Linked DNA regions of Homo sapiens: region 2 is linked to region 1. The links are chromatin contacts, found by Hi-C or POLR2A ChIA-PET in ENCODE. All regions are on one chromosome and are shown on one strand. Each heading gives the region's core, a stretch centred on a gene start or an enhancer-like site at or near the end of the contact. The rest is flanking DNA. Distances are from core to core; before and after follow the strand shown.

Region 1 (4,113 bases), core at 1,512-4,011:
GTGCCTATTAATATAATGCCTTGTCCTGGATTATATAATTTATCTTATTTTTCCCATTTGTTTTGTCTTATTTGTTATGTTCCAGCTGGACATTTTACAACAAGACCTAAAAGTATTTAAATTCTTTTAGCCCAAGACAGATACAAATCGTTATTTAATCTAAAAATGTTGACTGAAATAGAATTACAAAATTAGTTTAGTTTGGTGAATATCAAGGGAGTTATATCTTGTTCTTAACAGACTCCACAAGCATTTCTTTCCACCTTAGGAAGAGCACAGCCCTCCTCTTGGCTCCAGCATGGGGCAGGGATGCAGCTGTTGATACCTAGGCTAGATGAGAGGAAGTGCAGTTGACGCAGAGGTAAATGGCAGTTGGAAAAGGAAGGATGCCTGGGGATGACCTTGTGCTCATCAGCGACACCAGTCTGTCCTTTCCAAGCCTCTGTGGCAGAGCTGCTCTTCCCACAGCAAGGATGGCAGGAGGAAAGTCCAGTTTGGGTGTTAGGGTGAACAGGGAGAGAAAAAATACTGCAAAAAGTTTGTTTGACATTTTGATTGGAGATCCATGTGCTTTGCAGGTGATAGTCAAGAGAAAAGGATTTGCATACAAATAGAAAAGATGTAAAATTTAAAAATAAGGGCAATAAGCTCTATTTTGGGGAAGGTGATATACACACAGAAAAAAGTCTTCCTTGTAACCGCCCCCCATGCAAGTGTTTCTTTGATTAACAGAGCTTTGAAATGATTCATCCTTTTTCTTGTCTCAGCCTCTCCTTGTTCTTTCTGTCATCTGACAGCTAACCTGATTTATCAGATCTAATGTGTTTGTGTAGTATTTGTCACTGCATTTTTGTATTCCTGAAACCAATTTTATTATTAGTGTTTGAAAGGGTCTCAATCATTCTGAATTCAATTTTGAACCCAATGTTGTAGTTCTTGAGAACTCCATCTCCATTCTAAGTTCAGGAAATTTTATCCTGAAGCATGCAAAAAGTATTTCATTCTCAAGCATGCAAATATATATATATATATATATATATATATATATATATATATATATATATATATAAAGAGGTATCATTTTGCTTTCATGATACCCTAAAGCAGGCTCTTTTAAAATGTTTTATCTTTCTATAGAAACCAGGAGCAAAGATTTCATGAGGAAATCACTGTCACTTAAAAAAATATACATATTGTTGCCATCTAAGCATTGAGCATTTTCTTGATTTTTACAGGTTATTTCATGCTGAAATTATGCCTATTTGCATGGATAGTCATTCTTTAAAGCTAGCCACAGATGCAGTCCTAGGGAGCACGTAGATGTTTTTACAGGTGAACCGAAAGAGATGGGAGCCGTTCCAGACACTCTGCATGCTGCCTTTGGCAATGGACCCTGTTATTGTGAAGATGTGCTCTGTTAAGCAAACGTGAAGTTTAATATTAGATAAACCCAACGTGAAAAAAATTTTCATTTTCTTCATAAAATGTTAATTATAAACAAAAAGATGTGACATCTTATATGTCTACAAAATTTGGGATTAGCATCACTAGTTAATAAGTTACACAATGTCAAGTGCCTTTTATGAAATTCAAAGAAGGATGTTCTCTTTTTATACTGTGTTTCCAAGAAACAATGGAAGTTCATATACAAAGAAATATTTCCCTTTCTCACACATTTGATGGACATTATTTTCTTTCTTCTTTATATATCTTCTTTCAGTTTTTTCTGTTTTTTTTTTTCCTTTAATTTGGCACAGGAAATAAGGTTCACAAATCCTGTATGTTAAAGAGTTTCTTTGGGCATTGGACATATTATTTTGGCAGATTTAAACAGAAGGAAACTAGTCCTGAAGATATATTTATCTTTATCTCGGTCAATAACTTATTATTCCTCATATTGATTTCTAAAATGTGGTAACATCCTTGTTTTGCAGTGAATCCAACTTTGTAATAATTTGTCATTAAAAGGACATTATGAAAATGTATAAATATTCTTATAGTTACATTAAGATATATCAACAGATATCATCTTCACCTATGATTTTACAAGTAAAAAATGCATAGCTAAGCTAAATAAGCAGACTTATAAAATGACTATTGTGCATTTATTTCAATGCTAAACTGACCATTTATGTTTGAAAGATGCTGCTGCTAAGGGTGTTCTCCTTCCCATTTTACATATGACAAAAATATTGTAAAATTCAAGAATAAAAGCTCTCTATTATATATTTGCATTTATTTTAGAGTCCTTTTCCTTTAATAGCGTTAAAACCACACTAATTGTAATGCAGAAATGCAATTTTTCATGTGAATTTCTCATAGTCTCAAAATTTAACCTTATTTCTTAAGTATAGAGCAGTTTCATCTTCCTTATAATATGAATCTCAATGCCCAAAATTTAATCAATTGGTTGTCAGAGGCTGTGTTCTTATAATCTACTGTTTCTTCTGAAGATAAACAGTATCATTTTAGGCATTTGTGAGAGAGAATCATATTACTGGTGCTTAAGCAGTTTTTGCTTAATTTTTTTTTAATCTTAATCCATCTTAAACCAGTGGAGCAGAAATATTTAAAAATGTTTCATTTCAAGCAGAGTGCATAATAAATTGCAATAATTGTAATGTGCCATAAATCCCAGAGCCTATGCATTTTGCATTTGATTCAGGATTGAGGTCAGGAAATTTGGAGAAATTTAAAGAAAATGATTCATCAGTCCTTTTGTTCTGTTGGCCAGGGTCCCGGGATTCTTGAGCTGTGCCCAGCTGACGAGCTTTTGAAGATGGCACAATAACCGTCCAGTGATGCCTGACCATGACAGCACAGCCCTCTTAAGCCGGCAAACCAAGAGGAGAAGAGTTGACATTGGAGTGAAAAGGACGGTAGGGACAGCATCTGCATTTTTTGCTAAGGCAAGAGCAACGTTTTTTAGTGCCATGAATCCCCAAGGTTCTGAGCAGGATGTTGAGTATTCAGTGGTGCAGCATGCAGATGGGGAAAAGTCAAATGTACTCCGCAAGCTGCTGAAGAGGGCGAACTCGTATGAAGATGCCATGATGCCTTTTCCAGGAGCAACCATAATTTCCCAGCTGTTGAAAAATAACATGAACAAAAATGGTGGCACGGAGCCCAGTTTCCAAGCCAGCGGTCTCTCTAGTACAGGCTCCGAAGTACATCAGGAGGATATATGCAGCAACTCTTCAAGAGACAGCCCCCCAGAGTGTCTTTCCCCTTTTGGCAGGCCTACTATGAGCCAGTTTGATATGGATCGCTTATGTGATGAGCACCTGAGAGCAAAGCGCGCCCGGGTTGAGAATATAATTCGGGGTATGAGCCATTCCCCCAGTGTGGCATTAAGGGGCAATGAAAATGAAAGAGAGATGGCCCCGCAGTCTGTGAGTCCCCGAGAAAGTTACAGAGAAAACAAACGCAAGCAAAAGCTTCCCCAGCAGCAGCAACAGAGTTTCCAGCAGCTGGTTTCAGCCCGAAAAGAACAGAAGCGAGAGGAGCGCCGACAGCTGAAACAGCAGCTGGAGGACATGCAGAAACAGCTGCGCCAGCTGCAGGAAAAGTTCTACCAAATCTATGACAGCACTGATTCGGAAAATGATGAAGATGGTAACCTGTCTGAAGACAGCATGCGCTCGGAGATCCTGGATGCCAGGGCCCAGGACTCTGTCGGAAGGTCAGATAATGAGATGTGCGAGCTAGACCCAGGACAGTTTATTGACCGAGCTCGAGCCCTGATCAGAGAGCAGGAAATGGCTGAAAACAAGCCGAAGCGAGAAGGCAACAACAAAGAAAGAGACCATGGGCCAAACTCCTTACAACCGGAAGGCAAACATTTGGCTGAGACCTTGAAACAGGAACTGAACACTGCCATGTCGCAAGTTGTGGACACTGTGGTCAAAGTCTTTTCGGCCAAGCCCTCCCGCCAGGTTCCTCAGGTCTTCCCACCTCTCCAGATCCCCCAGGCCAGATTTGCAGTCAATGGGGAAAACCACAATTTCCACACCGCCAACCAGCGCCTGCAGTGCTTTGGCGACGTCATCATTCCGAACCCCCTGGACACCTTTGGCAATGTGCAGATGGCCAGTTCCACTGACCAGACAGAAG
Region 2 (4,103 bases), core at 62-2,561, 590 kb after region 1:
CATTCAGAGTAGATGTCTTTAACTAATAGTTTTGTAAGACAAAACTTGTTAGTAAGTTGTCTCCATACTTTAAAATATTTTGTATATAGATGCTTCACAATTATTAGTTTTTGCAGTTTCATTCCATTCTGGCATAGAATACAAATTTATGAAATTGTTTTTACAAAAAGCTTCATCAAAAGATTATTCCAGAAATGTAGATATTCTAAGGCACAATTATAGAATTTCAAAATTAAACACTGTAAATGGATTAAGCTTTCCTTATTTATTCACTCAAGTCTTCCCTTGCTTTTATAGGATAAATTTTAATATCTCTTTGCTTCCAAGTTTTTGTTTTGTTTTTAGAGACAGGGTCTCACTATGTTGTCCAGGTTGGACTCGAACTTGTAGGCTCAAGAAATTCTTCTGCTTCTGCCTCTTGAACGCCTGGCACTACAGACACTCTCCCATGTCTGGCTTGGTTCCAAGTTTTGTTTTTAATAATAGCGTTTCTCTAAAAGTTTTCTAGAACATTTCTGCTTTATAGATTTCTTATTTATCAATAAACTAATTGACAATAAATATAATGTGTGCATCACCAGAATTTGTATTTATATGATCCTCACAAATTTTGTCACTGAATTTGCAATAGCAGACACAATAAAGTCAGATGAACTTTCAAAAGCTTTGAGTCACTGAATTTCATGAAAATATTGAACAATTATTGGAATTAATTAAATTTTAATTTGAAGCAGCTGGTGACACATAAAACAGAAATCATGAGCTGTTTGCAGAGTTCTGTTAATTAAACCAAATATATTAGCAGCTATTGCTTCATATTTCATGCCTGTCGAAGAAAAGCTTAAAATAACAGCTAAGGTTTGAAGTAAATTCTGGGGCCTCCTTAACATATTTATGTCTTCTAATTTTCATTACTATAGGCCCCAAGGAGGCTGATAAATGTTGGCAAATATTTTATGCACGTTATATTTCATCGTCAACTTTATTTAGAAATGAGAAATCTGCATTTGAAATTTCATTAAACATGCTTTTTTGCTTTGTTTTGTTTTTTGAGCTCTTTGTTGCTGAGAGAGTTCATCACAACATTTTTGAAAAGTGTTACCAAATGATAGGGTAAATAAATAGTTGTAGATTTACCCTATCTAGTATATGCCAAAACCATTTTAGCAGGATTGCTCACACTACTTTGTGTAAGCTTTATGGTAGGCATGCTTAGCCTCCACTTCCTGCATGTATTTCACATTCACCACGTTTCTAATTTCCCACATTTCACACTGACCCCACTGTCTGGCAGATTGGCAGCCTTGTGCCTTAATCATCTTGCAGGCCCCACCTGGGGCCAAGGCACAACTGACTCATACACCAGATGGGTGCCAGGGACAGCAGCAACAAGTATTTCTCCCACATCCTTTGGGATGAAAAGTTAGTTGTCCTAAGTCACCGTATGCAACCACACTTTGTTTTTTCAAGCCAGCATGAGATATGCCGCTATCCTTAAAATGGAGGAGTTAGTTACCTGTGCCTTAAGAAAGGTTTAAGAAAGGTGAAAGAAGTTATCACTGATAGCTCAGACTTAACCACTTGTTAAGTGTTGAACTCTGTTTATGGCACATGTATCTCACACACTACTAGGGAAGACTATGCTACAATATGGAAGTACAAAGTTGATGCAGGGCAGATGATCCCCAAATTGGGGTTCAGCCAGGATGGAATTCAAGGGCAAGCCAGCGGTAGGTATTGAAGTGGCGGAGTTACAGCTCCAGCAGTCCTGCAGCTCTGTGACTGCTCCTGCAGAGCAGGGCTGCTCCACAGGCAGTGTGCTGAGAGTAGTAGCTGAGGGCAGTTCTGAAGTCAAATTTATACCCACTTTAATTTACATGCAAACTAAGAGGCGATTAACGCAGAAATTCCTAGAAAAAGGGTGGTAACTTCTGGGTGTTGCCATGGCAATGGTAAACTGACATGGCACACTGGTGGGCATGTCTTATATGGAAAGGTGTTTCCACCCCATCCCTGTTTTAACTAGTCCTCAATTAGGTCAGGTGTCTGAGCCCTGCCTCCAGAGTCGAGTCCTACGTCCTATTTCAAAGTTATCCACTAAACCAGTCCTGGCTTATTTTAACGCAGCTAATAATAATAATCTTTTGTTAAAGCAACAACAGCAATAACTCTGGGACACATGTTAAACCAGAGAGGTGCCAGGAAAATAGAAGTCAACCAGGAAATATGTATATGTTATCTGTTGACCACACAGATGCCTGCTTCATTCATAAAATGGATTTCTGTAATCTACCCCAATACCTAGGTATGGCCTCAAATTAAACATTAAAAAAAAATTTTCCATGTTATTCTTAGGGGCACTGAAGCTGTATTCCTGATTTAGGGAATTCCTTCACTTTCATTCCAAGATGTGAAGACACGTGGTCATAGAGCTCAGGAGAATCATGCACCTTAGTCCATGGTTAATCTAACACCTGGGTCAAAACTATTATTGAAAATGAGATAGAGACAAATTGATCCTTAACTTAGTCACACGATGATAAAAACTTGCTCCTTGAGCAAACTTGTCTTGCAAGTCGCGAGGTTTATTTTGGCTGTAACATTGTCTTTTTGGAAACTTGGGCTCGTAAAAGCCACTTTTCTTGAGGATCAAGCTTCCAACCAAGAAAGGGAAAATGTAACATACATTGATTTTCACACTTTGGAAGAAATAAGCATTAGATAAGCATTTTTCCTAAGGAGCTACTGAGATTTTAAAAATATATAAATCATTTTAGTTCCTTCGTAAAAATGACTATTGCAAGAGTTATAAGAATGTGTTTTAAATTTCTGGGAAGTAATTGATTCCAGAATGATGATGTTTTCTCTTTTCAAAGTTTTTAAATTTGCTTTTCTTCCCTGATTAACTTGTGTTAATTTTTAGAAATACAGTTGACCCTTGAACAACATGGGTTTGAATGGTGTAGGTCCATTTATATGAGGGTTTTTTTTTCAATAAACATATTGAAAAAATTTTTGGAGATTTTTGACAGCTTGAAAAAACTTGCAGAGAAACCACATATTCTAAAAATATCAAAACATTAAGAAAAAGATATGTTACAAATGCATAACATATATGTAGCTACTAGTCTATTTTATCATTTACTACCATAAAATATGCCCAAATTTATTATAAAAAGTTAAAATGTATTAAAACTTACGCCTACGAACACAGACTGTGCATGGTACCATTCAGTCGAGAGAAATGTAAACCAATGTAAAAATGCAGTATTAAATCATAACTGCATAAAATTAACTGTAGTACATACTGTACTACTGTGATAATTTCATAACCACCTTCTGTTGCTATTGCATTGAGCTCAAGTGTTGTATCAACTTAAAATGCTGTGTGAGGCTATTCATCTCCACGGGAGCAGTTCATCTCTAGTAAATTTCATATCACAATAAAAAGTTACCTTTCGTGCTTGTTGTGTATTTTTCATCATGTTTAGTGTAATATTGTAAACTTTGAATAACACCATGGAACCCATACAAAGTGCTGCTAGTGATACTGGTAGTACTCCCAGGAAGCAGAGAAGGTCATGACATTACAAGAAAAAGCTGAATTGCTTGATATAAAAGTTGAATTGCACAGTCTGTAGATTGAGGTTGGCAGCTGCAGTTGCCCACCATTTCAGACAGATGATTCATCTTGTAAACTTATGATATTGATAAATACAGTGCAGTACTATAAGTGTATTTTCTCTTCTTTATGCTTTTCCTAATAACAATTTTTTTTTTTTTGAGATGGAGTCTTGCTCTGTCGCCAGGCTGGAGTGCAGTAGCGCTATCTCAGCTCACTGCAATCTCTGTCTCCTGGGTTCAAGCAATTCTCCTGCCTCAGCCTCCTGAGTAGCTGGGATTACAGGCACATGCCACCACTGTCAACTAATTATTGTACTTTTAGTACAGACAGGGTTTCACCATGTTGGCCAGGATGGTCTTGATCTCCTGACCTCATGATCCACCCACCTCAGCCTCCCAAAGTGCTGGGATTACAGGTGTGAGCCACCGTGCCCGGCCAACATTTTTTTCTCTAGCTCATTTTATTACTGTATGAATAC

Evidence for each region. A loop is a pair of places that touch in the nucleus more often than their neighbours do. ChIA-PET counts read pairs that join two places held with the same protein, here RNA polymerase II (POLR2A).
Region 2: a map of gastrocnemius medialis shows a loop between it and region 1 (3-fold over the local background). The contact joins two enhancer-like sites. A Hi-C loop is called at or near these places in 1 of 168 maps with a recorded cell type or tissue (gastrocnemius medialis). POLR2A ChIA-PET finds 5 or more read pairs at or near these places in 1 of 52 experiments (Caco-2).

Annotation. Positions count from the first base shown.
Region 1 is chr1:213,993,735-213,997,847 of GRCh38, forward strand. It overlaps PROX1 (prospero homeobox 1), which reads left to right. Exons shown (of 5, transcript NM_001270616.2): 2 at 2,735-4,113. The coding sequence starts at 2,802. Among named protein-coding and RNA genes, the nearest start is that of PROX1, 7.8 kb to the left of the region's middle. Within about 2 kb of position 2,762, at least 8 of the 41 ENCODE cell types and tissues checked have a DNase peak (open chromatin) inside an H3K27ac peak, as active enhancers do; they include gastrocnemius medialis, where a contact is called at or near this core.
Region 2 is chr1:214,580,705-214,584,807 of GRCh38, forward strand. No RefSeq gene overlaps it. Among named protein-coding and RNA genes, the nearest start is that of CENPF, 20 kb to the right of the region's middle. Within about 2 kb of position 1,312, at least 6 of the 41 ENCODE cell types and tissues checked have a DNase peak (open chromatin) inside an H3K27ac peak, as active enhancers do; they include gastrocnemius medialis, where a contact is called at or near this core.